Linked DNA regions of Mus musculus: all the other regions are linked to region 1. Evidence: chromatin loops called from intact Hi-C (ENCODE). Cell type or tissue: left cerebral cortex. All regions are shown on one strand. Each heading gives the region's core, and the rest is flanking DNA. Links, peaks and the distances in the headings are about the cores only.

Region 1 (4,505 bases), core at 364-4,363:
GATGGGCATCTTATGCCGCTGCGCTGTTTTTATTTTTAAGATCGATACTCACGCTCTGCGCAAGTTAATCACGGACCCAGGCAGAAGTCACCCTTTCACCCTCAGGCAATCTGTCCAGTTAACTGTTTTTCTCAAAGCAACCGGTCCCATTTTTTGCAAGATTAAGCTATAAATCTGAGGAACTGTGTGTGGTCGGACTGCTGGGAACTTGTGTGGGCGCACTTGATAGATTTTTCAGAGGGCAGGGCTTTTCCTGTCCTATCCTTTCATTTCTCTGGCAGTGCTTCTTGGGAGTCTCATTTTTTAGAAGTAAAAACAAATTACGGAAAAGAAATGCTTCATTCATTAAGTTCTGAGCAATCCCTTGGGTTTGTTTTTATTTGCAAAGCCAGATGGCGGCAGCCATGGTCACAGCACCCGAGGACCTGGGTCAGGTTGGCATCGGTCAGGACAGAATGTGGGATCAGTGATTAGTAAGCAAGGACGCAGCAATCGGCTTCTCTCGGAATCCCAAGGCTCCAGGAATCAACGCACCTTCGGGTTAAGAGACAAAATCTGCACTAGCAACTCAGGTCAATTCGGCCAAGAAAACTTAAGAAACACAAGGTCCGGGGACCGCCCTTTGTACAGCAGGCCTGCTTCCCTATGACAAATACAGCCGCTGGCAACTCAGGACACTGCAGGGTGGCTGTTTGTTGCCTCTCTTATGAAGATATATCTGAAGATGAGACAGTCCTGCTCAGAAGAACCTTACAGAAAACCCACCGAATGCAACTTTACATAGCTCTCTCTCTCTCTCTCTCTCTCTCTCTCTCTCTCTCTCTCTCTCTCTCTCTGTGTGTGTGTGTGTGTGTGTGAATTACAATTTCTTGGGACTCATATTTAAATAGAAATCATCCATGAAAATGCCACACATGACTTTTTGCTTGGAGGGAAAATTCTCTAAGTAACTCAGCATTGTTGCCTTAGGTAAATCAGGTAAAGAAGACAGCCATGTGCTGAATTGCTATGGAAGGCACAGTGGTGGGGCCTCAGCTTCGCTCCAGGAGAGGTGTGTGAGGACAGACAGCCCCGATGTATGTCATTCCTTCTCTGCAGAAGCTACAAAGACCGGGCTTCATAGGACTGCAATGCTATAAGAACAGATATGCTTATTATTCTGACTTACTTTTTAAATAAATTACTGAAGCACTCAGGGTCAAGGATGTGGCCATGTCTTATTCACCAGACATTTTAAAAATCTTTCAGTCAGTGATCTATATATTGAGCATGTTAGTAAACAAAAGGGACAGAAACATCTGCCTATTTGGGGGTTAAAAATTCTAGTGGAACGAACACTAGTACCCAGGAACGTAACCATTAGATTAGACAATATGTTGGAAAGCCATTAACATGTTACAGACAGGGCACAGTGTGGTAAGGGGTTTGGAAGGGAGGGGCAAGTTGCAAGTTTAAACAGAAATGACAGAGTAGACTCTGTGGACTAGGTGATGCTGGAATAGGTGCTTGCAGGAGCTGGGAGTTAGATGAGTGGATGGGAGGGGTGCTCCTACCCGGCATGTATTAGGAAGAGCACCCGTGTCGCTGGAGTGGGGTGGATGAAGAAGGATGCGAAAGGAGCCAGAGTCGGAGAAGCAGTGGGACCCTTGCCTGGGCAGGGCCTTTAGGGCCATTTATCAGAGTGAAACCGGAGGCTTGGTAGGACATTAGGTAGAGCTCAGAAGCGTTCTATGAAAGCCATTCTGGTTCCTGAGAATTGTCTCTTGGAAAGAAAGTTTGATAAAAAAGACCAAGGAGGGGGCTGTAGCAAGACTCCCAGCCAGGAGAAGGCTATGGGACGGAGCAGGTCTGTGAATGAGATGAATTCATGACAACTCGACTGAAGTGGGAGAGAATTTCCATCGTCTGAGATAAGAGGAATCTCAAGTGGAAGAGGTTTAAGGGAGAAAGGAAAACTTTGTTTTGAGACACAGTTGTGGCGTCTCTGAGGCGTCCCAGCAGACATGTCCAGAAGGCAGCTGCCTGAGTGTCTCAAGAGGCGCGCTGGTCACAAGATAGAAATGTGGGGTTTGTTGACATATGGATAAAAGAATTCATTAAGAAGCTGAGCGCACAAGGAAAAGAAACCAAGGACTGATCCCTGGGGGAAGATGAACAGATCTGGGAGATGGGTACTAAGACAAAGACGGAAGAGGAAGGACCAGAGGGACCTGAGGCAAACAAAAAAGGATGTGGGTGTCTTGGACGCCAAGGAAAAGCATGTGGAAAGGAGGTGATCAAACACCTGAACTGCGGAATAGTAGTACCTGCGTGATAATCTGAATGACATAATTGGTGTGAATTCCTAATCACAATGTTTGGTGTTAGTAAGGGCTCAAAAGCACACGTGGTATTTTAACACCTAATGTCTCTGAACAAAAAAAGAAACCAAGCCCTCACTATAAAGCTGCCCAGTTCCTATGATGAACTCCAGAGGGCGCTCGAAGACTTTCTTCCCTGTCAGTTTTAGCTATAAGGGAAAATGGATTCCCAGGGCAAACAACCCTTCGTCTGAAAGGCTCGAAGGTCCGATGCGGTGAGTGTCAAACGTCTGTGTGGACTAGAATGTCTTGATCCTGTTAAAATGCTGATCCTGGCCAGGGAGGTGGCTCAGTGAGTGGAAGCACTGGTTTGGCAGCCCTTTTTGAGCCACAATCTTAGTACATCTGTGTTGAGATGGGGAGGAACGTGGCTGGAACCTTAGGGCTGCTCCTGTAGCAGGCAAGAAAGATCAGACTGCGTAGTGGTGTTAGGTCTCAAAGAAGCCCAGGACACGTGTTCAGTACCTGAGGACCTTCTGGCACTTCTCACCCAGTCTGCTACACCAAACCTCTAGGGGAGCAGGAGGGGCACACTTCTGCTTCCCTTCCCCTGTCTCATCCCTATATAACTTAGCCATTTTGGATACTCTGGTCTCTTGACCTGGGTGCCTCTAATGGCCATATGTTCCTCCCTTGCTCTTGTTCTTGCTCCCTCTCTCTCCTTCATGTTCTGGTTTGGTCTGTCAGCCATGTTCAGCCTGGACTCTTCCCTCTGCCTGCTTTCACCCCCTGTATCTGCAATAAAATCTTCTAGGAGGAGTCATGCCCATGGGGTAGAGGGGGAAAGGACCACTACCACATTTATAGCAAGCTTTAATTAAATACTGTCCAGGAAGATGTATGTCAGGGTCCATTTTGGGGTTCCCAGAAAATGGCCACCAGTCACACCTTGCAGCAGTTTAAACCCCACCAGGCCACTGTGTTTCCTTCCCATCATGTCCATTCGGGGCAAGCGTACATCCTGACATATTTCCTGTCCACATACCTTCTGCCCACTAGTGATCAAACATGTCCAGTGCAATAGGTCAAACAGGTATAACACAAACAGGAGCTTACTCTTGTCTTAACTGCAAACAGAACCCTAAACCTGCAAGGTATGTTCTTCCTGTTTCAGTCTCCCAGTAACAGGCAGGGTGTACAACTCTTGTTCCTATTTTTGGTTTCACATTCCTCTTTTCTTATTTCATTTTCTTTTTCACTCAGGTGGTAGGCTAGAATCAACACCTGAATGTTGTTCTCAAGTGCAAACATGTTTGCATGCACGTAAGACAAGGAAAAATATTTTAAAAAATCTTTAAACATGGATTCACAGGAGGCCCAATTGTTATGGTCTAGAACCTTAAATTTTTTTCTCTCCATCAGTTAAAGAATAAAAAAGGAAAAAAAAAGTCTCCAGAGTGACAAGTAGCAGTGGAGGAATCTAGAACACTATTTGTGCTGGCCGACTTCATGTCAGCTTGACACAAGCTAGCATTATCCGAGAGGAGGGAATCGTAATTGAGAAAAAGCCGCCATCAGATCCAGCTGGAAGGCATTTTATTAATCAGTGATCTATGTGGGAGGGCCCAGCCCATTGTGTGCGTTTGTGTGTGTGTGTGTGTGTGTGTGTGTGTGTGTGTGTGTGTGTGTGTGTTGGGGGGGGTGCTATCCCTGGGTTGGTGGTCCTGGGTTCTATAAGAAAGCAGGCTGAGCAAACCATGGGGAGCAAGCCAGTAGGTGGCACCCCTCCATGACCTCTGCATCAGCTTCTGCTTCCAGATTCCCACCCTGTTTGAGTTCCTGTCCTGATTTCCTTTAATGATGGGCTACAATGTGGAAGTTTAAGTCAAATAAACCCTTTCTTCCCCACCTTGCTATTTTAATCACAGCAATCGGAATTCTAAGTCACTGTTTGTTTTAAGTTTCTGAAGGGTCTTCCTCCCCTATTTCAGGGTTGGGGAGTTTGGAGAAAGACATGTCCTAATTTGGCCTTGAAGTTGCTGAAACACCACATCAGTGGAGGCCCTATTGGCAGAAGAAAAAAGCCCACAAGTCTTTGTTTTCAGCTTCTAGACTTTTGTCTCGGGTCATGAGGGAAAGAAAGAAGCCAGCCATCTTGGAAGTTCACCATCTTTAATATCTATCCATGGCCCATCTGCCTACCTA
Region 2 (4,505 bases), core at 379-4,378, 69 kb after region 1:
ATGCTTTTTACCTTTACCCCAATTTTTGTACAAATCAACTCCAGTTTTTTCTTCTGTATCCGTCCAGAGCTGCACCATGCCTTAAGACCACATGCCTATAGAGTTTGAGGACATGCTGTAGGCCCCGGGTGCTCCTCACTGCATCTTTACTGTATTTAAGCAGTTAATCCCTGCTTGTTGATTTAATGAACTGGAATTTTGTAACATGAGCCCTGTTCGGTTGCATAATTTAGAGTCTATTCTTCTAGAGCACACTCAACACCACTGTGAGTTTCTGTATGGACTCCATTTGTTTGATGTAAGTCATAGGGACACTTGCTTAGCAAATGCTTTCCAGATCCATCAAAGGTTTATGCTTGGAATTTTCTCTTCCTGTTTCCCTCTTGATGTCCTTATATAACTTTGTCCTGTGCATTGCTGGCATTCCTTACTTCCTGATTTCTTTCCAGTGAGTGATACGTTGATTTTTTTTTTTTTTTTTGTCAATTTAAATATCTGTACCAGGGCATGTCCCTGGGGCTGAGACAGAAGTGACAAACAAAGAGGTCAGTTAAGCAAAATATATTACTGACACTTTAAAGGCACAATTTGTCTCAGGGGCTCCTTAGGAAACCAGACATGAAATGTTGATCGTTTTGTTTTCCAGCTTGTTGTGTCTCTCTAGGACACACACACACACACCCCACCCCCACCCCCACGAGGGGGGGCTGGGTATTACTTGCAATTCTTGCCCAATTCTTCTATTTTACATTTCTGCCTTGGACTCTGAATCTTTAGTATCTAAATATTCATTTTCACAGCTAGTCTACACCAGCTCTGATGGTATTCATATAAAAGGGGTGAGAGGTTCACCTTCTTTGCTTCTTTGCTTCTTTGGCAAGGTATCTTTTTTAAAAGCAGAGTATTACATACAGACTTTACGTCCACAACTCCATCTGAGTCCTGGCATAGAGGCTGAATGTATGCATGCAGTGTATCACGGGGGTGGGGGGGTGGGGGTGGGGGTGGGGGTGGGGGTGGGGGATGGGGTGGGGTGGTGGTGGTGGTGGTGGAGAATAAGGCAAACCAGAGGAGAGACCTTGAAGTCCAAGACTTGTTTCATTCTTAAGTTGCAGCAATGGGTATGATCTTACATTGCAGCCCAGATCAACAGGAGCAGTTTATGAAAAGCATGAAATGTGGAGGCGCCCACTTCTATCTATAAAGTCAGGAAAAATAGTACGATTCTCCTCTTGATGTTTGAGACACACTGAATTGAATGAACCTTTTTTTTTCCCCAATACAACCTTGAATGAACAAGATATTTTCTATTTATTAGTAAACCACCTCAAATTAGAAGTATAAAAACCAAATAGAATTTTGCTCCAATGATACTAGTTTCTTCACTTTCTCCTATTTTATTCTCTCTCCCTCCCCCTTTTCTTTGCTACAAGGTCTCATACTGCTCAGGAAGCAATTCTCCTGCCTCAGCCTGTGGAGTGTGGAGTTTATGGGTGTGAGCCACCATATCTGTCTCTTTCATTTCATTCTGTACTACTTGGCGTTCTCCCAGAAGTCATCCTTAACTGTCACGGTGTAGAAGGGTCAATCCTACATTACCAGACTGTTTAACGTAGTGTGCTGGTAGGAAAACAGAAACCACCTCAGTGACCCGAAAAGTTGGAACGGATCAGGAGGCTCTTGGAAACTTGGGCAGCTTCTTTTTTTCTCTTTAGGATTCAGATTCCTATCTGGAGATAAGGAGGACAGTTCCGTCCACAGATCCCTCAGTAACCCCCAGAGAGCCAGTGACAATCCTTTCTCTTCCCTAGTAAAGAGCATCCCATCTTCTAAGATGGATCTTGGGTCAGAGGCCACTCGAGGCAGCTTCTTCCCAATGGCGTTTTAGAAATAGGAAAGGGCAGCCCGGCTGCAGAGAGGCCCGGAGCGCAGCGCGTGGGCTCCCGGCAGGGCTCCCGCAGCGCCAGCGGCCAGAGGGCAGGCCGAGGCCGCCATATTCTCGCCGACCACGCCCCGGCAGCCCAGCGGCAGCCGAAGGTCGGTGTCCGCCTGCCGGACCCGCTCCAACGGCCGTGACCGCCGCGCCGGAGCTCGCACAGAGGGAGGCGGCCGGCGAGCGGGGCGGGCAGTCGGGGGCGGGGCGAGGAGAGCGCGAGCTGTCCAGGAGGGGCCGCGGTCCCGCCCCTTGCGCTGTGCCCGCCCCCTGCGCCCGTCCTCCTCCTCCTCCTCCCGCCGCCGCCGCCCCCTCCCGGATCTGTGCTCCAGTTCAGAGAAAGGAGAAAATGTGTGTGTGTGGCGAGGGGGAGGGCGAGCACTGAGCAGCCGCGGCGCGCCTGGCAATCGGGCCGGGTGGGCGTCCGGCGGAGGCGGGGGCGGAGGCGGGGAGCGCGCGGCGGCCGGCTGCCCGGTTTGCGAGCGAGCCGAGTGGGCGCGGGCAGGCCGAGGGCGCCCGGAGCCGAGTCAGGCGGCGGCGGCGGCGGCGGCGAGGAGCGGGCGCGCCGGGCGCGCTGAGCCGTCGGCGGTCGCTCGCTGCGGGGCCGCCTCGGTGGATGAGCTCGGGCCGCTGGGCGCACAGCCTTGGGCAGCGTCGGCGGCGGCGCCTGGAGGGCCGCGCGCTCTCCGAGAAGGCGGCGTGTGAGCGCGGCGGGGCGCGGCGGCCTTTCCTCGCGCGTCCCAGGCTCCCGGCCCCGCTCGTTCCCGGCCCGCCTGGGCTGCGGGCCCGGCCGCCTCCTTTACCGCGGCTCCCCTGAGCTCGTCCCTGACGCGCGCCCGGGCGGCGGGGCTCCGCGGCCGCCGCTGCCTCGGGGGAGCGAGGGCGGAGGGCGTGTGTGCGCGCGTGTGAGCAGGGCGCCGGCGGGGCTGCAGCGAGGCACTTCGGAAGAATGACTCTGGAGTCCATCATGGCGTGCTGCCTGAGCGAGGAGGCCAAGGAAGCCCGGAGGATCAACGACGAGATCGAGCGGCAGCTGCGCAGGGACAAGCGCGACGCCCGCCGGGAGCTCAAGCTGCTGCTGCTGGGTGAGTGCGGCCCTTGGGCCCCGGTACCCCCCGCCCCGGCTCGCCGCTGCCCTCCCCACGCGCGTCCCCGGCCGGCACCCGCACCCGCACCCGCGCGCGCGCACCCAGGGGCCGAGGGCCGGGGCTCCCGGGCGCGGATCCGCGGCGTGCGCCTTTGGTGTCAGCTAGGGCCGTGCTCGGTGCACAGCGTCTGCGGGACGGCTGAGCGTCCGCGCGAGCGGCGCGGGTGGGCAATGGCGTGCAGTGCGGTGGTCGGCCAGCGTCCATTGTGGCGCGTTGTGGGGTGGAGAGGGAAGGGTGGAAACGGGGAGCAGACCCCGGTCTGGATTCTGCTAGGAAAGGTGCTGAGGAAGCCTTGGCTGGCGCTCCAATAAACCCGGGTTAACGTACTGGGCAGGGGCGGGGCGGGAAGACTAGCCCAAATGTGCTATACTGTAGCCACCAGGCCACTGACAGGAGTGACCCCAGAGAGTTGCATGGCCAGTGGATGGTGACAGGCGTCTCTATGAACCATTCCTTCCGGATAAAGATGAAGGATCCGGGAGTGTTGTACTGTGTGGTTGTTGACAGCAGACGGGTGTCTTTTGTTTAATGAGGCGACCCAGATGTATGCCTGAATTCACAGCAGTTTCTACTGGAAACCAGCGCAGCCTCTCAGTTACTCTCCTGGAAACAAACAGAAACCTTTTGTTTAAAACGGACATTTTAGTATCTTGCCATCTGGGCTCCAAGAAAAAACGGGAAGAGTGAGAGAAAATTTCCCTCTGATCGCGTTTAAAAAAACAAAACAAAACAAAACAACAACCCAACATTCTCCCTTAACATGAAATTAGCAAGAAAATGCTATTTTCAAATAGGAGCTATATTGATTATTATCTCCGAGAGAGTGTTCGGAATCAAGCGATCAGGGTCCATGTACAAGCTAGCATGACATAACTATTGCTATTGTGGTAGGAAGCAAGAACTGCTTTGCAGGAACAGGCCTGAAAAATGTCTGCACTTGTGTTTATTTGTTACCGCTTCACAAACATTTCTGTAAGAAAAGAATGTTGCATTGTTGGGATTTGAGAAGACACCCCCCCCCCCCCCGTTTTTTTCTTTTCATTTTTCTTTTTTTTGCTATCTGGAGCATTCCATGTGCTGGCTCCAAGAACCCATTACCTTGGGGCCTGGCTTGCTTATCGTCAGGAGCAAAATATCATAATCACACATGGTTCCCAATGCTGTTCCCTTCCCTTAACCAAGGTCTTTATATTGAAATCCAGTTAGGTAAATGTGCACATATAATGTGTTCATAAAGACTAGAAGGCAAGGGGCTGACTAGAAAGATGGGTTTCAGGGGGAATAAGCCAGAGCAATGGGGAAACTGGGTAAGCCTGTCCACCCTCATCATTTCTGTTTCTTCTCAAGGCTGAAAATGGAATGTCTTATCTTTTTTTTTTTTTTTTAATTGAGAAGGGAGAAGCAAGGGCAAGTGGGATAAATAT
Region 3 (4,505 bases), core at 379-4,378, 280 kb after region 1:
ATCAAATCCCCGGGAATCGGAGTTTGAGATGACTGGGTCTCAAAAATTGAATCCAGGGTCTTCTGGATGAGCAGCCATATCTCCAGCTCAATTTTTCATATTCTGTTTTGGGGAATTTCATACATAATTACTGTATTTACATCAATCATTGCAGAGGTAGCTCCTCCCCTCTCCCCTCCAGCTCTTCCTATGTCATTGCCCTGCCCACACATACATGCACACACTCCCTCTCAAATTCATGATCCCTTTTATTTTATAATTAGTGTTATATATATATATTAGCATTGCTCATATGCCCTTGTGTATAGCGCTGAGCACTTGATTAGACAAATCATAGTGGAAAAGACTGAATTTTCTCTTCTCAGTAGCCATAATTGCCTGTAGCTTCTCATGTAGGGTTGGGGCCTTGTGAGATTTTTTTTCCCCTCTATGCTGGCATGTCATTTTTCAGGGCTTGTTTAGGTGACCATAATTTTGAGATTTCATGGGTGCAGATTCCCTACTATATTTGGGATACATTATCTCACAGAAGTTATCCTGGGACTCTGTCTGTTAAAACCTTCCACCTTCTGTTTGTTACCTCTGCATCTGTTTGATTGTTCACTGTGTTTATGTTAGTCATAGCTTTGTAGCTGGAGCTCATAGGAGCCCATGTAACCAGGAAGAACCAAGGGCTGCTGCTCTCACTAGGAGTTGAGAGTACTCTTGCTTCCTTATTGTCTGGTTCCTAAATCATGTCTTCTTAGTCTAACAACCCAAGAACAAAGGAAGTGTTCACTCTGTCCTCATTCGGATACAGCTTAAGTTTCCACAGGGGTGTATGTGGCTCCCACTGTGATAGTAATAATAAATGGTAAGAATGTTTTAGAAGAGGAATCTACTCAAAGGTGACTAGGTTACTAAGGACTTCACTTAGAGAAAAATCAGTGTTGGTCTCACAGGATGAATTGTTAATGAACAAGACTGACTGGTGGCCACATTGATAGAGCTACATCATGTTAGAATTCCAGCCTCCAAACTGGACTGAGACAAGCTCTCTTATGAGGCAACTCTTATAAGAGAAAGCATTTAATTCGAGGCTTGTCTGCAGTTTCAGACATTTAGTATAACCATCACGGCAGGGAGTATGGTGATAGGCAGGCAGGCCTGGTACTGGAGAAGTAGATGAGAGCTACATCCTGAACTGCAAGTAGAGACAGACAGACAGACAGACAGACACACATACACACACACACACACACACACACACACACACACACACACACACTCACAGGACCTGATTTGGCCTTTTGAAACCTCAAAGCCCATTCCTAGTGACACTTCCTCAAACAAGGCCATATCTCATCATCTTTCTGAACACTACCGTTCCTTGGTGATTAAGCATTCAAATATATGAGCCTGGGGGATGGGAGGAGGGGGTGGGATGTCATTCTTATTCAAACCACCACAGCCTGTAAATGTTTTGTCTTAACACATTGAGTGAGTTGGAAACCCTTTTTGGGTTGTAGGTTCTAAGTGTTAAATCATGAACACCATCTTTAAGATAGAGAAATGGAATAGATGTAAATGCAACCAAGCTGCAAGTACCAAAGACTATTATACTCAGAAGAATCACTGTCTTATGGGACCTTTGTTTCTACTCTGGGGTGGGTGGGTGTGTTGGTTGGTTGGTTGGTTGGTTGGTTAAAACAGGGTTTCATGCAGCCTAGGCTAACCCCAAATTTGTGCGTAGCCAAGGATGTGCTTGAGTGAATTCCCAATTCTACTTCCACCTCCCAAGGGCCAAGAGTGTAGGCATATGCCACCATGCAAGTTCCGTTCTAAAGTGTGTGTGTGTGTGTGTGTGTGTGTGCGCGCGCGAGAAGGTAGTTTTCTTGTTGCTCAGACTGTTCTTTGTTCTCATTTTCATTTCGGCAGTAGGAGGAAGGGGGCATGGAGCCTGGAGCAGTTACAGTACATAATTCTTTCTCTGCTGAACTTAGGCTTTTGTTGTTGTTTTGGTTTTCCCATAATTTTTTATTATTTATATATTTACATTCCAAATGTTGCCCCCCCCCTTCACGGTCCCTTCTCCATGAGTTCTTTTCCCCTTCCCCCTCACCTTTGCTTCTGAGAGAGTGCTCCCCGCACCCAACCACCCAACCACTCCATTTCACCCCACTAGCATCTCCCTTCCCTGGAACATCAAGTTTCTACAGGATTAAGTGCATCCTTTCCCACTGAGGCCAGACAAGGCCGTCCTCTGCTATGTATGTGCAGGGGCCACCGACCAGCCCATGTATGCTCTTTGGTTGGTGGCTTAGCCTCTGAGAGCTCCAAGGGGTCCAGTTACTTGATACTGTTGTTCCTCCTATGGGCTTGAAATCTCTTTCAGCTCCTTCAGTCCTTCCCCTAACTCTTCCACAGGGCTCCTGACCTCAGTCCAATACTTGGCTATAAGTATCTGCATCTGTCTGAGTCAGCTGCTGGTAGAGCCTCTCAGAGGACAGCCATGTTAGCCATGTAGAGCCATGGCGCTCTGCTTCATTCTGTCCCTGCATTTCCTTTAGACAAGAACATGTGATGCTTCTGTATTTTCCTTTCTGTTTAAAGTTACATTAGCTGTGTTCCTCCTGATTAGTGCACACTGTTAGTACACGTAGTTTACAACTGATCTGTGTGTTTGCCCCAGTTACTGGACTAGTGTGCCCAGTGAAGTCATTCAGAAACTGTCATTGAGCCATGGCCATCCTGACTGGTAGCTTAATATAAACCCAATGGCCCCCATCTCACTACCTCCACATCCCTTAAATAGCTTGCCGACAAAAGGCAACATAGAATCCAAATGCTTCCAGCATGATTCCCATCTGTGCTTCCTCTGCCTTGCATAGAGTTGCCCATAGAGCTGGGATGCCACAACTTGTAAAGTATGAAGGACTGGATTTGAAATGGCCTGTTTTATGATTAAATTGCCAGTGCTCAATAAGAGTCATTTTACAGAGACACAAAAAATAGATAACCTTTGTTCAGTTTCAGGAAAATAGCCAGACTATTGTCAGAACAAGAGATGTTTAGAGCCTCTGGCTACCAGAGACATGGTTTGGAATTTCAGAAGCCAGGTCACACCTAAGTAGAGCGGATTCCAGAGGGAGAAGAGGAAATGCAGCCCTGCTCAGAGAGGAGCCTCTGTGCTCAAGGCTTGTTGTGGACCCAGGACAAGTTTCTGGTGTCTGTGCTTGACTGATACCTGGTCTCAGTTTGTGGCGGCTTGCAGTGGGAAGTAGCATCTTTGCCTGTCCTTCACAAACACTTCCGGTGTTGGGCACATAATGAGTGAACCATCCCATGCATTCCACTCCTACCCAGCATAGGTCCTGGGTATGCATCACGAGGCACTGGCTGATGTTTTCATTGCAGTTGCCATAAGTACCATAGGTTGTCTAAGACCCACAGCTCACTAAAGATACAGGCCTCAAGATGACCAAGAGGTCATCAAGATGGCCATTTGGCTTAGGGCTACTCAAAGTGTTTAAAACAGCATTGAAGTACGCCTGAAGAACAAGTTCCTAACCTGAACATCTATAGGTAGGCGTCTTCAGAAAACATCCTTAGAATAAAGATATGCCTCACAGAAAATGTTCTACTGGTGTGAGGGCCATTGGCTTTAACTGGTGGCTGTGTTACAAAGAAACTGGAGGTATGGAGCAGCGAGTGGCAAGAGGTGACTGCAGGTCCCAAGCCCAGTGTTGGGCCCACAATCTATTGCTGCTTGGTAGGCTGAGAGGAGGCTGTTTCTGGCATTGAGTTGAACATGGAATAAGAAGGCTCTGGCACTTTCTATTTGTTAAGCACCTGCCATGGTCTAGGGAACATGACCTCCATGATCCATATGGATCTCCTGACATGATGCCCCATCACAATAAAGGAGCTTAAGGCTTGAAGACCATAGGGCTTTCTTGAGTCATTCAGTGTTCATTTCCTGTTAACAATGCAGAGTGCCTCAAATTCCAAAGGAGCAGTTGTAGGACCTAGTTATTATTACATATATCCCAATCCCAGATCGGCTACCATCAGTGTTGGAGACTCTAGGGCCTCAGTTTACTTGGCTGTGTTTGGGTTAAAGTAAAGGTTCACTCTAACTAAACACATGAAATAGGACAGTCAGTGGCATGTTGTTGGTGTTACATAAGTGATTATTATAATGTGATGGTGATAATTCCAGATCCAGAAAGATGAAAATCTAGTTCCCTTCACAGTGTTGCTGTTTATCCAGAGCCCAGACTTAAAAGCTACAGCTTCAGAGCATTCACTTTCAGTGAATCCCCACATGCAGGCCTTCTTTCCAAGGCCCATGCCAGGGGCACAGACGGTAGGAGGCGGGCTGCATGACTGTGAGATCTAGCAGTCTTGATTAAGTGTTAGGCTAGGCTAAAATAGAAAGAAAACCCTATGAAAGCAGACCACTTCGACATAGAAATTGTTCCTTCACTTCTAGGCAACTTTGTTGTCTTGCTCTGTGTGTGTGT
Region 4 (4,505 bases), core at 119-4,118, 540 kb after region 1:
TCTCCCCACACTAGTCATATCCCATGGCTGTGGATTTCTGACATGCTACATAGATACATGTGCCACATGTGTTTATTGAGCTCACATTATCAAAGAAAGCACCAACTGCTTGCAGAAAAGGAGCTGAACTCTTGGATAAAAGCACAAGTGAGATTTTTTACTCTGCTTTTGTGGAGTTTTCCCGGACTTGTTTGAAGACAGAGGCACATGGCCACTTCAGATGTAGAGGGTAGAGGGCAGTCATAGGGCAAGAGGAAACAACAGAGCGGCAATGGGAAGCCAGAAGGTTGGGGACAGTACCTATGCTCTACTCAAGGCCCTCCAGGACCCTGGATCACGCTCTCTGGCTAAGGACAGTGGAAGGAATCACATGCAGAGGTTCAGGTGCGATGGATATGCGCTAGGATTGCAAGTGAGAAGTATCCACTGGGCATACACTCTCACAGAGCTCCTGCCTGTAATCCTTAGTGTGCTAACGGAGTAATAGCTACAATAAACACTGTCTAGTAGTTGTCGTGCAGAGCAGGTGATCTGGGAGTGGTTCCTAGGTGGGAAAGAACTGTGCGCTGATTGATGCACAGGACTACGTGGCTGGCATATGGGAACTTTCTGTTGAGCTGAAGATTTCTGCTGAATCTTAATGCTGCTCTACAAAGTAAAATCTACTTCAAAGAAATACAAAGAAAAAGAAAAGGAAAAAAAAAAAACTTAAGAGGGAGAAAAAGGGCAGGGTGACAGTTGGCACTGATTTTTCCGTTTACAGAGAGAGTGTGTCCCTGTTCTTACACCTGGGGCCAGTCCACTTCTAACCAAACAATCCTGGTTTGTGACTGATACAACAGTTTATGTCCATTGCTGGCTACATAGATGTTGGAATGAACAGAAAGTGGGAAAAGTGAAAGTGGCTACAGGGCGTGGGTGTCTCTGTTCACACCTGGGTGCCGGGTCTGAGCAGCTGCCTCTGCTATTGCTGGACTGGAGGCGCAGGTCTAGTGCGGTCTGTTTCACGTCTCTAGACTGAGCAACCAAATCACCCCGCCTAGTCTTCTGGTTTCTGAGGGTTTGGCTGTGCACAGCCCAGCACCTGTCAGAGCCCTCCACCCCAGATCATCCCCTTATCTGTCATGCTTTTCTGTGCTCAACGTGGTATTTCCTTTCCGTTGGACAGGAAAATGCCCAGATCATCAGGGAAGTGGAAGTAGACAAGGTCACTGCACTCTCTAGAGACCAGGTGGCAGCCATCAAGCAGCTGTGGCTGGATCCCGGAATCCAGGAGTGTTACGACAGGAGGAGGGAGTACCAGCTGTCAGACTCTGCCAAATAGTGAGTACTCAGCCGGCAGCTGCTGCTAAGCCAACTCTGCAAGGCTTCACTTCCCAGGAGGCAGAGAGGCAGGGGGTGTGGGTGGGGGTGGGTGGGGGAGTGAGGATGTGTGTGGGTGGGTGTTTCCCCTGACCTCCTGGCCTGCTTCTTGGCCTCTTCTCCCCTAATTCTCTGTCCCAGATGTCCCTTGGGGTTAGCAGCCACCTTCTCTCACCCAATTAAGTTGGAGATTCCTTTAGTGGAACGGATCTAAGTTTTGGAGCAGAGGTTATGATTTAAGCAAAGAACACACCTGCCTGTGGTTTTTCCGCTTTCTTCCTCTCTGTATCCCTCTGGAAACTGCAGGCGGGCTTAGGCTTTGCTTAAATTGGTTGCCGATCTTGTAGTGCCCTCTAGTGATAGACATTGGCATTGCAAGACCAGCACACAGGCCTCTCGGCTGGCTTATTTGACCCTCTCAGAAAGTCAACCACTTAATGTATTTGGGATCCATAAAGCTTTAGATTTAAACCATCAACATCATCAAAATTTCTATCGCATACTATCTTGGAGATATCACAACATTTCTTCTTTCTTAAGAGTCCCCTAGGGCTGGCTGTGACCCACAGGTGACTGAGCACACAGCTTACTTCTTGGGGTTGCAGCTTGTTTATGCTCCTGCAGTTTGGTTCCTCCTCCCAGGACCACGAAACTCCCCAAACCCACTCCGTTCCTTTTACATGTTGGCCTCTTCCTGAACTAGCTTGGACTGGACAAAGCAGCTGTCAGGGAAGGCATCGTTAAGGCCCATGGCTTTTAATGACTTTGCCTAGACATTTGTCCCATGCAGCACTCAGTTCAATCCAGCTTGGCACAATTGATCTAATTACATCAGCAGAAAAGCACGATGTCGGGGGGCAGGGTGGGGGGAGAAGGAAAGAAACCACTAAGACGCTAGACTGGCAGCAGAGAGGGGAGGAAGCTAGCCTCCCAATGAGATGAGCATTCTGTCCAAAAGCTAGTGGGTTCTCCTGTTTCCTCCCAGAAGCGGCCCACTGTTACTGGCTCTGAGATGAGCCTCTGGATTTACATCCATTTGGAGAACGCTTGCCAGAATGACTGTAAGATTAACTCAGCGTAAATCTTGAAAACAGAAGCAAGTCCGCTCGCTGCCAGGCGTGTGAGGGGTGACTGGGGAGGTGAACAGAGTTGTACAGAAGACAATAGCATTTAATAAGGGAAGTAGTTGCCAGCCTTGAGCGTCATGGATATGGTGGTTACATGCCTAGCTACCAGCACTGGAGAAGTGAGAGCAGGGGGTCAAACATTCTTAGACATTCTCAGTCAGGTGAGTTTCAGGTCAGCAGGCAACCTGAGTTAGACCCTGTCTCAAAATAGCAAAAAAAGCAAAATGAAACAGAACAACAACCCCCACCCCCACTATGACATAAGTTACTTGTGCATTTTCTTGGTCCAAGTCAGTGGTTCTCAGTCATCTGCTAGTAATGTCTGCGTAATTAGATGTCATTTATACTGTGCAAATGAGTGTACCAGATAGTGTGCTAAGGGCTATGTGGCAACCAGTTAGTGACCTCTAATCTCAGACAATGTAGTCTGCTGGTTCAGTCAATCAATCAATTAATCAATCACTGTAGTGTGTCTTCCTTGCCTCCCACTTAACCTAATTTTGGACCGCTTTCCAGAGTCCCTAGCAGATGCTCCAAATCACAAATGATACTGCATTCTGTATTTGTTCTTTACATACATAAGCATGATAAAATGAACTTATAAACGTAACAGCAAGAGATGGACACAGGCTAAAACTAAGGTAGTTAAGAATAGAGCTACTCGTTATTGGCAGTGTGACCCCATGACACAGTGTGAGAGCTGCGACAGCTAATGAGTGACTGGCAGGTGGGCAGTGTACACAGTGTGGCTACACTAGAAAACGTGTGTTTCCCCCCTTGGCACAGCCACCGATGTTATCTTACTACTCAGAATGGCACTAGACTGAAAACTTATGAGTTCTTGTCCTTAGCTTTGCAGAACACAAAAATCATTTCAAAGACGGATCATTTATTTCTGGCATTATTTTCACATTTCCTAAATTTGGGTCATAAATGGCCATGGGCATTTGTAAGCGTGAGGTGGAACATTGGATAAAGGGAGAAGACTGAGTGCAGTAAAATAATAAGCTGGGGAGCAGGCCCAGCATTTTAAATCTCTAGGTGGTGCTACAGAGAGCAGCAGAGCCACCCACTCCATTGCTAGTGAGGTCTTTTGTAAGGACTTGAGTGATTAAACAACTTTTGAAGACACAGTCTGGAGCCTAGGCTGGCCTTGAACTCTCCACATAGTTCAGCATAACCCTGAACTTCTGGTCCTCCTAGCTTTCCTCCTGAATTCTGGGATTGCAGACATGTGCCACCACATCTGTTGTAGAAGGTGCTAAGGAATTACCCCGGGTTGTGTGCATACCAGGCAAGCACTCTGACACCCGAGCTTCACAGCCTGTCTGAAGGGCTTTTGTTTTTGTTTTTGTTTTTTTAGTTCTTAGAACTTTAAAGGTAACTATATGCATAAGAAAGACACTCATATTGATTTATAGAATGCAATTATGTTTAACTTCTCCTACACAATCTTGACCAGAAACTTGGTACATGGTTTCTAATTAAAAAAATAATAACAACAACAACAACAACAACAAAAACCCTGCAATCTGTTTCATCGCTATCTATTACAAATGTATAAAAAAATCCTCCATGAAATGCTGCTGATGGCTGCGGAACCTTGAGAAATATATCTTTGGCCTGCCTCAGAAAAGTAATAAATATTGCACTGTAAAGGTTTACAAAATTGGCGCAAAATAGTGTTGTAATGTCCCAATGCCAGTTTTAAGAGTTCAGTAATAAGGGGAGTCTATGGGATGTGCACAGAAGTGCAGATGCTATCACACTTAGCCAGCAGTACACACGCTGTAAATCTACACAGTCAGATCATTGTGAGCTAAGACTGTCCTGTCCGCTCGCCTCCTGTGCTCAGTCAGCAGGAAACCCTAGATATACCTGGGCTCTCTGTAAAGAGAACAGAGTTTCGTCAGCATTTCAGTTTACAAGTAACAGCAGGCAACAGGCAAGTTCCTTCTATTGTCCACATTCAGAGTGATATGCAGGAGGTTTTACTTTGCATCTGAAGTAGCCCAT
Region 5 (4,505 bases), core at 311-4,310, 270 kb after region 1:
TTTGTTTGGTTGGTGAGTTTGTTTGGTTTTGTGTTGCTTTTATTTGGAGGGGGTGTTGGGGATGGTTGGTGTTGGATGTAGGTGTTCTATGCTGCAACTAATAGAAACAGATACTATTCAGCCATTTCCTTTTGCTAAACTACAGTAATTTGACTTTCTACCTCAAATGAAGTGAGCCTTTCCCTTCCCCAGCCCACGGAGACAAAGCCAGACTATCCAGCAAGATCATCCTTACTTTTAACTTAGTCAGAAATATATGGAACATTTTTTTAAATCTACTTATTTTATGTGTATGAGTTTTTTGTCTGTATGTATGTCTGTGCACCATGTACAAGCCTAGTACTGACAACATGACAGAGGAGGGCATCAAGATGCCCTGGAAGTGGAATTAGAGATAGTTATGAGCTGCTATACAGTGACTTAAACCCAGCCCTCTGCTTAATCAATGAGTCATGTCTGTAGTCTGCATGGAACATTTTAAATGACTATTTCCCTGTCATGATGGTGACAATATTGAAATAGAACAAAACTTGGCAAGCAACAAATGTTCAGTGTAAGTAGTTGTTATTCTACATGAGCTGTACAAAGGATGAAGAGGAAAGAGAGTGGTACCCTATGCACAGAGATATGCCACTGTCAGTTTTATAGGGTGGCTGCTGAGCCTTTGCAAGTCACTTTCCAGCTGCAGGTATGTATCCTGACTCCATGTAGCATACACAGTTTTGGGGAGGTTATTGCACTTTTTCCTGATGGAAGAGATGCTGTCAGCACAGTTGAATAGATAAATTCCCACTTTGTGTACTGATTTTTAATATCATCCCTGGAAAACATACATTTGTGCTTGAAAATGGTGCTAGCATTGGGTACTCTTGGTTCATCTTTAAAAAACAAAACCACAATTTCCCTTCATTCCTAGACTGCCACAGAACCGTGTACACAAGAATTAACAGCCCTCTTTTGTGACCTCTCTGTGTGTGACCTCTCTTTGTACATGTGTGCGTGCATACGTGTGTGTGTGTGTGTGTGTGTGTACTCGCGCTTTTGAGTGCGTGGTCATAACTAGAATGGAAGTATATTTCTTAGTTTCATTTTTATCTTGCCACTGTAAATGCAAACTTCTTTGATTTTTCTGAAATTTCTGAGTTCTTGTATATAAAATGATGGTCACATACATTTTAGAATATAAGCTTAAATTTTTCAAATCAAGGATCTGATAAATTAGAAAGTTGTATTTGTCCAGAGTAGCTTCTTGCTTTTGTATCTGATGTGGGCCACATTATCTGTAGAGGAGATATAGTTCTACAGATAATTCTCAGAATGTTAATCCATTAGGTGGCTCTAGGAGTATGCCAAGATTCACTAAAATACAGCTTTACAGTTGTATTCTCCAAGCACCCGCTTTGGTCCCGAGCCAGTTTTATAATAGTTGAAGGTAAGAAGCGAGCTCTTACTGGTCAGTAGAGAGCTCGATTCTGGCTGCAGAAGTGTTGATGTGTCTGGGACACAGCCCTGGAGCATGAACTTGGAGGACTGATACGCTTCCCACAGGGCAGAGATTTTACTTCCTCATTAATGCTGGACTTTACTGCTGTGAGTTCATGAATCATATAGGCGTAACACACACTTCCCTTGTAATATTTCGTTTCACATTTGAGTCTCACTCATTAAGAAACTCCAGTAATAAGAATAACATGATAAAAGCTTTAATGCTTAAACTGAGTCTCTGTATAGGAATTAGAGTCATCAGCCGAGGAGTTTTGTAATTACTGAGTTGTAAATACCATGAACACCAAACATTCAAACTCATTGGATCTTGTTTGTGGTCCTTACCAGCTGAAGGTTTAGTTCCTTCCAGTTCTGTTAATGGCTCCACCTTTTTTCTGCCTCTTCCTCACAGGGTAGTCACTTTGTGGCCATGCCCTTTGAAGCCATCCCTGTGTTCAGGGCCAGGAGAGTATAGTTTCTCTTTGAAATCATAGCAGTGCTTCTCAGAACAATCATCTCTACCTGGCTGTCACCAGATCTGTCAAACTGTGCCATTTGTGACATTACAATTTATGTCCTACACTTTAAGATCCTGGAAAGTGAATGGGAAAGGTTTTGGAAAGGACAGAGTCGTACTGATGGTGAACTGTAATTGCCAGAGGTCAGGTGTGCCAGTGATAACACCAGTCAGGTTCTTGGTGCCAGCTGGAAAGTTCTGTGCCCTGCTTGAGGTGGTGATTACACAGATGTGTATATGTGGCAAAACTTCATAGACTGTGTGTCACACACACACACTCGTATGTGTAATATATGTGTGAATACACATAACTAAGGTCTGTTATGAAGCCGACTGCTCTTCCGAAGGTCCCAAGTTCAAATCCCAGCAACCACATCAACCACATGGTGGCTCACAACCATCCGTAACGAAATCTGGTGCCCTCTTCTGGAGTATCTGAGGACAGCTACAGTGTACTTACATATAATAAATAAATAAAACAAAAAAAAAAAGAAGAAGGAGGAAGATGCTATCATTAAGGGGGAGCCAATTGAAAGATTTATACAAGGAATTCTCTGTGATAGATCGAAGTTTCTTGTAAGTCTAAAATTATTTCAATCAAAAATACAATGTTTGATTCTCCCCACCCCGTGGAAATGCGTAAGTATCATGGTCAGATACATAAAAGTTAGGGTAGGTGACTGTAAAGAAGAGCATCTGACATTAGACATTATTGTTATCATAACTTAAAATCTCATGGCTTTTCAAGAATAACAAATGACTTGGGCTTTGGACATAATTAAAGACATGGTATGATACTGTCTGTCTTCTCTCAGGGGAATGAGGAAACTTCATTCCAGGAAAAGACTGATGTTCTGCAAACAACAGAGAAGATAAATCCTGACCTTACACTCAGCTTTATTATATGGTGGTTTATGCAAATTTACTTTGTATAAATAGTTTAAAACTTTAACTCTTGATTCACCAGCCAAGCCTGCTAAACAAATAGATGTTAGGAGACTCACTGCAGTTTCTTACCAGCTCTCCCTTCTTTTACATGAGTTCAGCTGCTGAGGAAATGGGAATGTGGTAAGTAGGTGACTGGGTGGAGAACCTTTCTCTGAGCAGGGGAAGTGTGGCCTTGCCTGCTTCCTAGCCTGTCACCTTACAGACTTTCCTTTTTCTCTGTGACTCAGTTTTTGCTCTTTCCATGGGATTAGAATGATGGTAACTGACATTCTCATGTCTTCCTCTTCTAGCTATCTGAATGACTTGGACCGTGTAGCCGACCCTTCCTATCTGCCTACACAACAAGACGTGCTTAGAGTTCGAGTCCCCACTACAGGGATCATCGAATACCCCTTTGACTTACAAAGTGTCATTTTCAGGTAGTAACTGAGTTCATTAACACCTTTAAACCCATCAGCTTTGTTTGATTTTGAAATAATGTATCAATGAAAGAGGAAGCAAAAAAAAAACATTCTGGAATTTTCATTTCCATTTAAATTCACAGAAAATTAGTTGCTGGTAGTATATCACATTTACTCAAACTGTATATTAGACAGGAACCACCATGCATGCCTGCCATTGAAAACTTCCATATCGATATTTTCTCCATGTTGTCTGGTACCAATGCAGAATTTCTCAGTACCAGTAAAAAGGTGTGCTGGGGTTTTTTTGTTTGTTTGTTTGTTTTGTTTTTTTTTTTACACAACAAAATGCTTAAGAGTTTTCAAAATTCATGGTTTTAAAAGTAGGGTAATTAACTTAATATAAATTGATATGGCAAAACAAAATGGAAATGTATTATTCCCCTGCTCACTGCTGCTGTTTGTATTGATATTTCAACTGAAACACTTTTTAAGAAGAGAAAAACAACAGTACATTTTCACTTTGCTATTTCAGAGTCACTTAATTATACTTTTAGTTGGAGTACAAACCACTTACTTGGAGCTTTGAGGAAAGGACCCACGAAGCAATGTCTTTGACTTGAATGTTGAATGTTGAATTGTCTCTCCAGAGCCTCCTCGCTGAGGGTGGGCCTGTGCTTGAGGCTCTGAGGCACCTTTTCTGTGGCCCCCTGCCTCATGCCTCTGCCATGGGGCTCAGTTTGACATGTGCTATGCTGTTTCTGCCAAAAAAAAAACTTTTCCTCTCCTCTCCTCTCCTCTCCTCTCCTCTCCTCTCCTCTCCTCTCCTCTCCTCTCCTCTCCTCTCCTCTCCTCTCCTCTCCTCTCCTCCCCTCCCCTTCCCTCCCCTCTCTATTCATTCTTTGCACCTGTAGTGTAATCTTACCCCCACATAATGCTCAAAAGCACATGGCTGTGAAGTAGGTAACACTTTAGAAATACTCTGATTCTTAAATCTGTGATGGGTCTATTAAGATGACCACCAAGGTTCCTGAGGCCAGCATTCTGAGTTACATATTTTGAGCTTATAGCATCTGGATATCCAGATTAACTTACTTTTACAACCATTTTACAGAAATGTTTCAAAAACACATACAGTCCTTGCCGATTTTCAC
Region 6 (4,505 bases), core at 146-4,145, 130 kb after region 1:
AATGATCTTTTTTTTTTTTTTCCCCTCCCTGAGACAGGGTTTCTCTGTGTAGTCCTGGCTGTCCTGAAACTCCCTCTGTAGACCAGGCTGGCCTAAACCTCAGAGATCTGCCTTTCTCTGCCTCCCTAGAGCTTGGATTAAAGGCGTGCACTACTAACACCCAACTTAAGGAATGATTTTTATAAGAGTAAATCTAATTTAATAAAAATTTTCTGTATTTTTTATTGTATAAATGCTGAGACAGGCATTTAAAAATAAAGTATTTTAAAGTTTTCAATAAAGACACAATTGGATATTGCTCTTGTTCGAGACAGGGTCTCACTATATGTGTGAGACTCAGAGATCTGCTTGCTTCTGCCTCTGAGTGCTGAGACTGAAGGCAGCAGCCATCACACCACTTTGCAGGCCCCAGAGTCTGAATTTTTCTCTGTTTCTCATTCTGAAACACAGCTATGATGATGATTCCTTTTTCATCCTGCTCTTCGGACTGAAACCCTATTCTTGACCATCATCCCCATGCCGAGGCAGAGGTGTCCTAGCATCTAGTTTTAAGGCTGTGGTTCTGTAGTTTGGTGGTACACACGCCTGAGTCTTAGGGTCCTGTAGTTCTGCTAGTCAAGAGACTAGCTTTGCCGTGAATTGTATCTATGGGCTTAGACAAGTTATTTAACTTGTCAGCATCTGCAATCATTTTCTATTTTAACAATGATATATAAAATTACTGCAAGAAGACTGCTTCAGTAAATCTAAAGATTCATTTAAAACACAGACTTTGAATTGGGCGTGGTGGTGCCTGTCTTTCTTCTCAGCCTTTAATCCCAGGCAGAGGCAGGCAAGCCTTTTTTAGTTCCAGGCCTGTCTGGTCTACATTGAGAGTTTGAGCCCAACTAAGGCTACATAGTGAGACCCTGTCTCAAGAGTAAACAGACAACAAATGAAAAGCAAAACAACCCCCACAAACTATGAGGTGTGGGATTTTGTGTGTGTGTGTGTGTGTGAGAGAGAGAGAGAGAGAGAGAGAGAGAGAGAGAGAGAGAGATTGATTGATTGATTGATTGATTGATTGATTCTGGGCACCTCCAAGAGGCTGTAGTCATCAGGGAGAAGTGTGTCAACTACATTAACATTCTGGTGGGGGAGTAAACTCCATTTTCACACTGAGATTTCCAGGGTGGTGCCTCAGATGGAGTTACAGGTTGTATCAGATGCAGTTCATTTGAGCCACTCTGTCTCTTGAGATTCCAGGGCCTGGAATTTCATCTTATTATTATTATTTTTTTTCTTAATGAAGAAATAAACAGCTGGGAGAGAGTTATCTGGAGACTAGTGAATCGCTCAAGGTCATGCATGCATCTGTCTTTTAAGCAGCAGACCTGGCCATGAATTCCGAGTGCTTGGCTCTGGTGCTCCTTGCTGTTCTCATGATGCACAGTGTTGACATCACAGGCTAGCTGGTCAGAAACGCAGAATCCCAGGCTCTACCCGAGAGCTGTGGAATCAGAATGGACCTTTCGGTAGCATTCCCAGGGGTTGAGAGGCGTTGCTCTGAAACACTCTCCTCCTACCATTTATGTGCTGCTGCTCTGAAGTCTTCCTAGTGTGGATGGGAGGAGTGCTGGTGTGAATGTAGGCATTCAGCAGTGTGCACTTAAAAATTATTACTACGTGAACTCATCCCCACCTCTCCACCACCCCTGCTCCCCCAAACCCCTCTACACATATACAAGTCTTTATCTATTCTTTTGACAGGAGGAGAAGCAGATTATCAGGGGGAGACGTTTATTCCCAGACTTCATATATACACTTTGTCTCTTGTTTCTTGCATGCGTACACATTACGTGTGTGCATACATACATATAGTAGCATTTGGCTTTGTGAGGCTTACACACTTTAAAAAAGACAGAGGACATTGCTGGCACCATTCCCGCCATGGCTTTTTGCACATTTTGTCTCCTTTCAGGTTGCTCCCTACTTTCTAATGTGCTCTGGGGGAGTGCAGTCTAATCAGTGCTCATTGCCTGCCTCCTGGTGGAAAAGCACTGACAGGATTGATCCTGGTCCCTTGCTCCCTTCCAGTAAGCAAATGTCTTTCTTGTTATGTAAGTAACTAATCTAAATGTAATCATATAATAGACATGGAAGGAGCAGCCAACTGACCTTACATGAGTTGGCCAACTTAAAGGACAAGAATGAGGGAGGTGATGCTAGACAGAGAGGGATATTTGGGTAAAGGAAATAGGCAGAAAAAGGGCTGTAGACCTAAAAGGGCCAGGCTTATTCATGGGGAGGGGTTGGGTATTGCCTAAAGGGCAAATGAGGCTACATTGTGCAAAACTTTATTTACCATAATAGTGGTAGAGTTTTACTGTGTGGTAGCACCCTTGGCTAAGGCCTTAGCTCTGTTTCATCTGTAAACAAAGGGTTTGAGGTAGGCAGGCATCCGTAGGGACTGGTGCCGCATAGAGAAGTTAGCTGGTTTGCTCTGAGCCATAGGGCACTGCTTCTTGCCTGCTTCCAGGCCTGCTTGAAGCTACACTGTTCCCACAAAATGAAGAACTGCCTCAATGTAGAAAAGTCTAGCTTAATGTGTTCATCTTCGCTTTGCTCTGAAAGTTTGATTTTTCTCAGCAGTCCAGTGGTAGAGCCCGGACTTGCTTGCTTGTTTGTTCTTATTTGGGATGGTCAGCACTCCTGATCTGTCCCCGATGTGGTTTTCTTTGCCTGGTTTTTGTTTTTGGTGAAGTGGAACTTTTTAAGGTTTGGACTCGTGGGAGTAGATTCCTAGGGACACCTGGGCAAGATGTGGTTGCTCTGCTGTTTGTGTTGATGGTACAATACTACCTTAGTTCAGCCAAAAAGCTTCTTTTGTCTTCAGGTACATTACTAATAAGGATATTTTGTTCACCTTGAAATTCCCAGAACTTCCTTTTCTACACACATCAGACACAAAGGTGCTCTGTTGTCTTCATTTCAGTGACAGCCAGCAGTGGGGTTGCTATTCTTTAGTTAGTAATGTCACCACCTCAGAGTTTGGTCTTCTCTCTGCATCTGCTTCCCCCTCCCACATGACTTTGTCCTATGATTTATTAAAGAAGAATTCTGAAGCCCTCTTCCTTTCCTGACAGCAGTGAAGCGGGCTGCATATTCTGTTTGGTCTGACAGTGAGTGCATGTGGCTCAGGATGTGTGGTGATTGCTTTGAGTGATGGGGAATTAGTTAGAGGATACAAACGTAGGCAGTTGTCTCACATTGGTAGATCTCAGCTTTCTCATTTACAAAGGAAAAACAGCTAGGTCTCTAGCTTTTGGATGAGACCTTTAGAGGACCCCCCCCCCCCAGATAAAGCCTTAAATTCACATTCTTAAGATACAAATTCTTGGCTGTCTTTATGTTTAGTAGTCCTATAAGTTCATATTATCTATTTCCCAGGTTCCAGTTTATTAATAGCTTTAGTGAATTGTGAATGGCAGTTTAATTAGATCACCCATGAATAATTAGGGCAACTACTTTTTTCCCCAAGAGGATATTTTCATTCTGGAATATGCATCTTTCTTTTAACCTAGGTAATTAAACATTTTACAAAGTAGGGAAGTAAGCTTTGCTACCTTCCTTTCAAGCATGTTACTTTTTTTTTTTAAAGCTACATGCACTTTGAATAAAACAGCTTTACAGTTTCTATCTATTTTAAGTGCTGAGTTTGCAAAGCTCATAAGTGAATTTTCATTGAAACATTCCTGTCTCAGTCCAGGCGTGGTGGTCCATGCTTGTAATCCTAGCACTTGGGAACTGAGCAGGGAGGACTGCCATCAGTCCAGCACTGGTCTAGGTTAGGTGAGCCTCAGACTAGCTGGAGCTATATGATATGACTGCCTCAAAAATAAATAAGTAAATCAATGCGTTTCTTCCTTTAAGGAGGAAATGATAACATAGAACAGAAAACCAGCCTTGCTTGATGGCTGGCTTCCGGTGAATACCTCATGAAACAATTTGTATTTGGCTTTGTAGTATTTTTTTGTGCTTACATTGGAATATGGGTGTGCTTCAGATTCTGGGAATTACAATACTTAAAGTAAATAAATAAGGAAGTTGCACTGTAAAAATTGATTCAGAAGGAACCAGAAAGCTGACAAGACAAATAGACCTTGTTCTTCTCCAAATGCCTTGCTGAGTTTTCCCTGTGGAAGGCTGAAACCCTCTATAGTCTGGGTAGCAAATTTCACCTCTGAGGAATGGATGTGTCTCTTTTCTTTTGCCAGCTACTTAGGTCTCCCTGAAAGGAACTGAATAACTGAACGCTTAGTAAAATTTTCAGTACTCTCTCAGGATTGAACCCAGGACCTGCAGCATGTCAATTAAGTACTATACCACTGAGCTACAATCTAACCTTCTAACCCTTGTTTTAATCTTTATTTTGAGGCAGTCTTCAGCTCAGATTGGCCCTGAACTGTCTTGCTTCAGTCCCCTTAGTTCTGGATTTGAAGACTTGTGCCACGAAGCCTTTTTTG
Region 7 (4,505 bases), core at 208-4,207, 720 kb after region 1:
ACCAGCTGAGACAAGCCTTTTACAAGGGGCTACAGCTGAACAAGATGGAGGACACCTGGCTAGGAGGACAGTCACAGCAAGGTCTGAGGATGTTTGCTGCATGTTGTGTGATTGTTCTGAGACACATCTTCCTGAACTCTGTACATGGAGTTGACCTCAAACTCGTGGAGATGTATGTTCCTGCCTCTACCTCTCAAATGCTGGGAATAAAGGCTATTGTCACCACACCTGGCTTATTTGACATAGTTTCACATAGTTTTTCTTTTGAAGGGCCTTTATGGAGTTTCTAAGTCAACTTCATGATCTCAGGGACACTGAGGTATTAGGAATTTTTCCAAAGTCAAAAACGAAATTGGACTTCCTGATTCATCATATTTGAGAATATTCACATATTTCTCAATAATAATAATAATAATAACTTGTTTTGACTTATTGCTTCTATTTTTAAATGAAAGAAAACAAAGCTTGTTGGAAGGACAAGCAAAGGAGAAAATTCTTAAAGAATCTTACAGCCAATATTGATGGTAATATAAGTAAACACAATCTTTGTAAATGCCAGCCTGTAAGTTCCAACAAGCTGATCCATCTGTGTGTGCATATGTTAGTGTATACATACTTACATGTATGTAAGTGTATGAATTTTGCCTTAGCAATCCTTCCAGAGATTTAAGCTAAGAAAAGAATTTTTAAAAATTAAAACCTATTCTTATAAGAACATTTATTAAACCTTTGCTTAAAGAAGCAAACTTAAATATTCATTAGTAGAGAAGCTAGGCAAATTAACATATACATGCATACACTAGGTTAACAATGCAGGAATTAAAATGAAAACAAAGATTTATAAAATGAGAGGTTATCGCTCTTATCTTGGGAGAAAGGACTAAATTGTTGTGAATTGTCAGCTAATTTTGACTGTACAGAATATACAAAAGTCTGGGAATATATTCACCAAATGTTAACCACAGCTATCTCTAGATGATAAGGCTTTTGACAGTGTCTATTTTCTATGCATTTTTTTTTTGAAGATGAAGACATACACAGACACAGTCCAAACCTCACTGGGCAACTCATATGGAATTGGATTTGAACGCTCAAAAGTCTGCCTAAAAACTTGATCTGAGCAACACATAAATGCAAAGATAAATCTTGTTCAACAGCACTAACAGCTGGGGAAAGGAAATCAGAGCTGCAGTCATACATGTGAATTTTTCCCTTATTTAACCCAGCAGTAAAGCTTTTAAAAATAGTTATGATCTCCAAATGCTGGTGAAACTATTGAGAACCAGGGTCATTCATATACTAAAAATGAGAATGTGAAATGCTATAGCCTCTCTGAAAAAGTTAGATCATGTCTGCAAAATCTAAGCAAACAATGTCCATGCAAACTAGCAATTATAAGCCAAGACATTTATCAAAAAAAAAAAAAAAAAGTGAAGGCAACTGAAGTGGGTCAATGAAGAGTGAGGAAGATAAGCCATCCATCGGAAGTACCAAAACTCATTCTGATTGTCTGGTAGCAAAGAGCACAATGTTCAGTAGCCCACTGTGAACTGAACGCACGATCGATCCTGACTAACCTTGTTCATTCGCTCTAACCAGCCTCCACATCTGCGTCAATATTAATTTATCCGGATGAGAGATCTTTCAGAAATGAACTCTCTGCTGACTTGCACTTTTGAATATTGACAGAAATCTCAATTTCCTTTCCCTGTTCATGTTCCTTCCTCGGTGATAATTTAAGGGGGAAAAGTCTACAGCACGTGGAAGTAGCTTTTGTCCTTTATACGGAATTCATGTGCAATGTCAGCCATAAAAATAAATTCATAATTATAAACAGTGCTATTGATATATTTGAACCTAATGAATACTGTTAATGTGTTTTGATGGGAAGATTTAGTTCAAAGATCAGTTATTAAGCAATATCTACAAATGTCTAGAACTCCTCATTGTTGATAAGACATAAAAGTACTTCCTAAGGAACACGTACAGATTTCCAGAATCTCTGCCTGAAAGTAATACGCTGTTGCTGCTCAGGAGAACCATAATTAACTATTTATACTATTCTCAAATTATCTAGTCTCCTTTTTATATCTAAGGAGATTCTGAGTCAGATACACTAATTTGGTTTCATTAAATGTTAAATTAGACATCAGTTACCAATTCAAACTGCTGCAGATCTTCTTCCCTCCAGGAAGTTAGAAGAGCACCATCTAGTGGCATGTTGTAGAAAACTCGAAGTTTCTACTTCGAATTGAAGCAATCACCTTTGAAACAATAATAGTAATAGTAATAATGATGATAATAATAATAAAATTATTACTAACATAATTTTAATAGGGTCCAATTATGTATCCTTGGCTGACAGTGATTTGCCTCCTGAATTTGGGGAATCTTTATTTGTTTAGTTTGTACCACCAATCCTGGCTATCATCACCAATTTAAACTTCCCTTTTAAATGCTGGTGGTATACACAACTTCTTATTTTTTATAAAATAACTTTGAGATATCTTTTAAACTAAACTTCAAATTAGAAGGTCAACATTAGTAATATTATTTTATGACATTTTGATTAATTTTTACTGCTTTTTTTTTCTCCCTTGAATCATTATGTTTCTTATGTAGAATTAAGGAAAGACTTAGTTGGTTGCAACTTTGTGAAAATAAATATAAATTTGGTTTCACAGTTTTGCTTCAAATATTGTATGGTTATCAGATTAATTTCTAAACAAAATTTTAATTCTTTACTTGTTATGTTAGACACTTGCACTTTTTTGAGGTTCAATAGAAATTATAAGGTCCTTCCATAGCCATGCTTATACTAAATTGGGGGAGAAAACCTCAAATCATTTTCACTAAAAAGAATAAGAGAAGCATACCCACTCTCCCCATGGGTATTCAACAGATTATATATTTACAGATTTAGTCCTCTAAACAGCTTCGGTGAAGTAGCTGGATATAAAATTAACTCAAGTCAATGGCCTTTCTCTACACAAAGAATAAACAGGCTGAGAAAGAAATTAGGGAAACAACACCCTTCACAATAGTCACAAATAATATAAAATACCTTGGCGTGACTCTAACTAAGGAAGTGAAAGATCTGTATGATAAGAACTTCAAGTCTCTGGAGAAAGAAATTAAAGAAGATCTCAGAAGATGGAAAGATCTCCCATGCTCATGGATTGGCAGGATCAATATAGTAAAAATGGCTATCCTGCCAAAAGCAATCTACAGATTCAATGCAATCCCGATCAAAATTCCAACTCAATTCTCCAACGAATTAGAAAGGGCAATCTGCAAATTTATCTGGTATAACAAAAAACCTAGGATAGCAAAAACTCTTCTCAAGGATAAAAGAACCTCTGGTGGAATCACCATGCCTGACCTAAAGCTGTACTACAGAACAATTGTGATAAAAACTGCATGGTACTGGTATAGCGACAAACAACTAAATCAATGGAATAGAATTGAAGATCCAGAAATGAACCCACACATCTATGGTCACTTGATCTTTGACAAGGGAGCTAAAACCATCCAGTGGAAAAAAGACAGCATTTTCAACAAATGGTGCTAGCACAACTGGCGGTTAACATGTAGAAGAATATGAATTGATCCATTCCTATCTCCTTGTACTAAGGTCAAATCTAAGTGGATCAAGGAACTCCACATAAAACCAGAGATAGTGAAACTTATAGAGGAGAAAGTGGGGAAAAACCTCAAAGATATGGGCACAGGAGAAAAATTCCTGATTAGAACATCAATGGCTTGTGCTGTAAGACCAAGAATCAACAAATGGGACCTCATAAAATTGCAAAGCTTCTGTAAGGAAAAGACACTGTCAATAAGACAAAAAGACCACCAACAGAGTGGGCAAGGATCTTTACCTATCCTAAATCATTAGGGGACTAACATCCAATATATATAAAGAACTCAAGAAGGTGGACTCCAGAAAATCAAATAACCCCATTAAAAATGGGGCTCAGAGCTAAACAAAGAATTCTCACCTGAGGAATACCGAATGGCTGAGAAACACCTGAAAAAATGTTCAGCATCCTTAATCTTCAGGGAAATGCAAATCAAAAGATTCCACCTCACACCAGTCAGAATGGCTAAGATCAAAAATTCAGGTGACAGCAGATACAGGCGAGGATGTGGAGAAAGAGGAACACTCCTCCATTGTTGGTGGGATTGCAAGCTTGTACAACCACTCTGAAAATCAGTCTGGCGATTCCTCAGAAAATTGGACATAGTACTACTGGAGGATCCCGTAATACCTCTCCTGGGCATATATCCAGAAGATGTTCCAACCAGTAAGAAGAACACATGCTCCACTATGTTCATAGCAGCCTTATTTATAATAGCCAGAAGCTGGAAAGAACCCAGATGCCCCTCAACAGAGGAATGGATACAGAAAATGTGGTACATTTACACAATGGAGTACTACTCAGCTATTAAAAAGAATGAATTTATGAAATTCCTAGGCAAATGGATGGACCTGGAGGGCATCA

Evidence for each region. Peaks named below come from ENCODE experiments on the same cell type or tissue, not always from the same donor. Only the 100,000 strongest peaks of a DNase experiment are listed, where the experiment ranks them.
Region 2: it touches region 1 in a loop (2.9-fold over the local background); 16 of 42 quality-filtered maps call a loop at or near these places.
Region 3: it touches region 1 in a loop (2.8-fold over the local background); 22 of 42 quality-filtered maps call a loop at or near these places.
Region 4: it touches region 1 in a loop (11-fold over the local background); 24 of 42 quality-filtered maps call a loop at or near these places.
Region 5: it touches region 1 in a loop (2.4-fold over the local background); 25 of 42 quality-filtered maps call a loop at or near these places.
Region 6: a loop joins it to region 1, with 3 times the contacts of the local background. A loop is called at or near these places in 10 of 42 quality-filtered maps.
Region 7: it touches region 1 in a loop (4-fold over the local background); 2 of 42 quality-filtered maps call a loop at or near these places.

What each region holds. Positions count from the first base shown.
Region 1 is chr19:16,061,611-16,066,115 of GRCm38, forward strand. Gm32026 (a long non-coding RNA gene) reads left to right here and starts at 2,503. Exons shown (of 4, transcript XR_001782649.1): 1 at 2,503-2,575. In left cerebral cortex, for the core only: CTCF peaks have their summits at 2,461 (motif pointing right) and 4,075 (motif pointing right); DNase peaks (open chromatin) are centred at 2,061 and 2,494; H3K4me3 peaks cover 823 bases; H3K27ac peaks cover 445 bases.
Region 2 is chr19:16,130,444-16,134,948 of GRCm38, forward strand. It overlaps Gnaq (guanine nucleotide binding protein, alpha q polypeptide), which reads left to right and starts at 2,241. Exons shown (of 7, transcript NM_008139.6): 1 at 2,241-3,018. The coding sequence starts at 2,883. In left cerebral cortex, for the core only: CTCF peaks have their summits at 2,093 and 3,224; DNase peaks (open chromatin) are centred at 2,223, 2,955 and 3,466; H3K4me3 peaks cover 3,045 bases; H3K27ac peaks cover 2,780 bases.
Region 3 is chr19:16,342,900-16,347,404 of GRCm38, forward strand. All of the region lies in intron 5 of Gnaq (guanine nucleotide binding protein, alpha q polypeptide), which reads left to right. Among named protein-coding and RNA genes, the nearest start is that of Mir496b, 30 kb to the left of the region's middle. In left cerebral cortex, for the core only: no CTCF peak of the experiment used is centred there; DNase peaks (open chromatin) are centred at 2,803, 3,132, 4,019 and 4,279; H3K27ac peaks cover 1,519 bases.
Region 4 is chr19:16,597,772-16,602,276 of GRCm38, forward strand. It overlaps Gna14 (guanine nucleotide binding protein, alpha 14), which reads left to right. Exons shown (of 7, transcript NM_008137.4): 3 at 1,169-1,323. Among named protein-coding and RNA genes, the nearest start is that of Gm41811, 17 kb to the left of the region's middle. In left cerebral cortex, for the core only: CTCF peaks have their summits at 1,734 (motif pointing left) and 3,513; DNase peaks (open chromatin) are centred at 1,280 and 1,699.
Region 5 is chr19:16,328,837-16,333,341 of GRCm38, forward strand. It overlaps Gnaq (guanine nucleotide binding protein, alpha q polypeptide), which reads left to right. Exons shown (of 7, transcript NM_008139.6): 4 at 3,241-3,369. Among named protein-coding and RNA genes, the nearest start is that of Mir496b, 16 kb to the left of the region's middle. In left cerebral cortex, for the core only: a CTCF peak has its summit at 2,427 (motif pointing left); a DNase peak (open chromatin) is centred at 568.
Region 6 is chr19:16,196,369-16,200,873 of GRCm38, forward strand. All of the region lies in intron 1 of Gnaq (guanine nucleotide binding protein, alpha q polypeptide), which reads left to right. Among named protein-coding and RNA genes, the nearest start is that of Gnaq, 66 kb to the left of the region's middle. In left cerebral cortex, for the core only: a CTCF peak has its summit at 2,035 (motif pointing left); a DNase peak (open chromatin) is centred at 2,003.
Region 7 is chr19:16,782,889-16,787,393 of GRCm38, forward strand. No RefSeq gene overlaps it. Among named protein-coding and RNA genes, the nearest start is that of Vps13a, 4.2 kb to the left of the region's middle. In left cerebral cortex, for the core only: a CTCF peak has its summit at 2,207 (motif pointing left); a DNase peak (open chromatin) is centred at 2,200.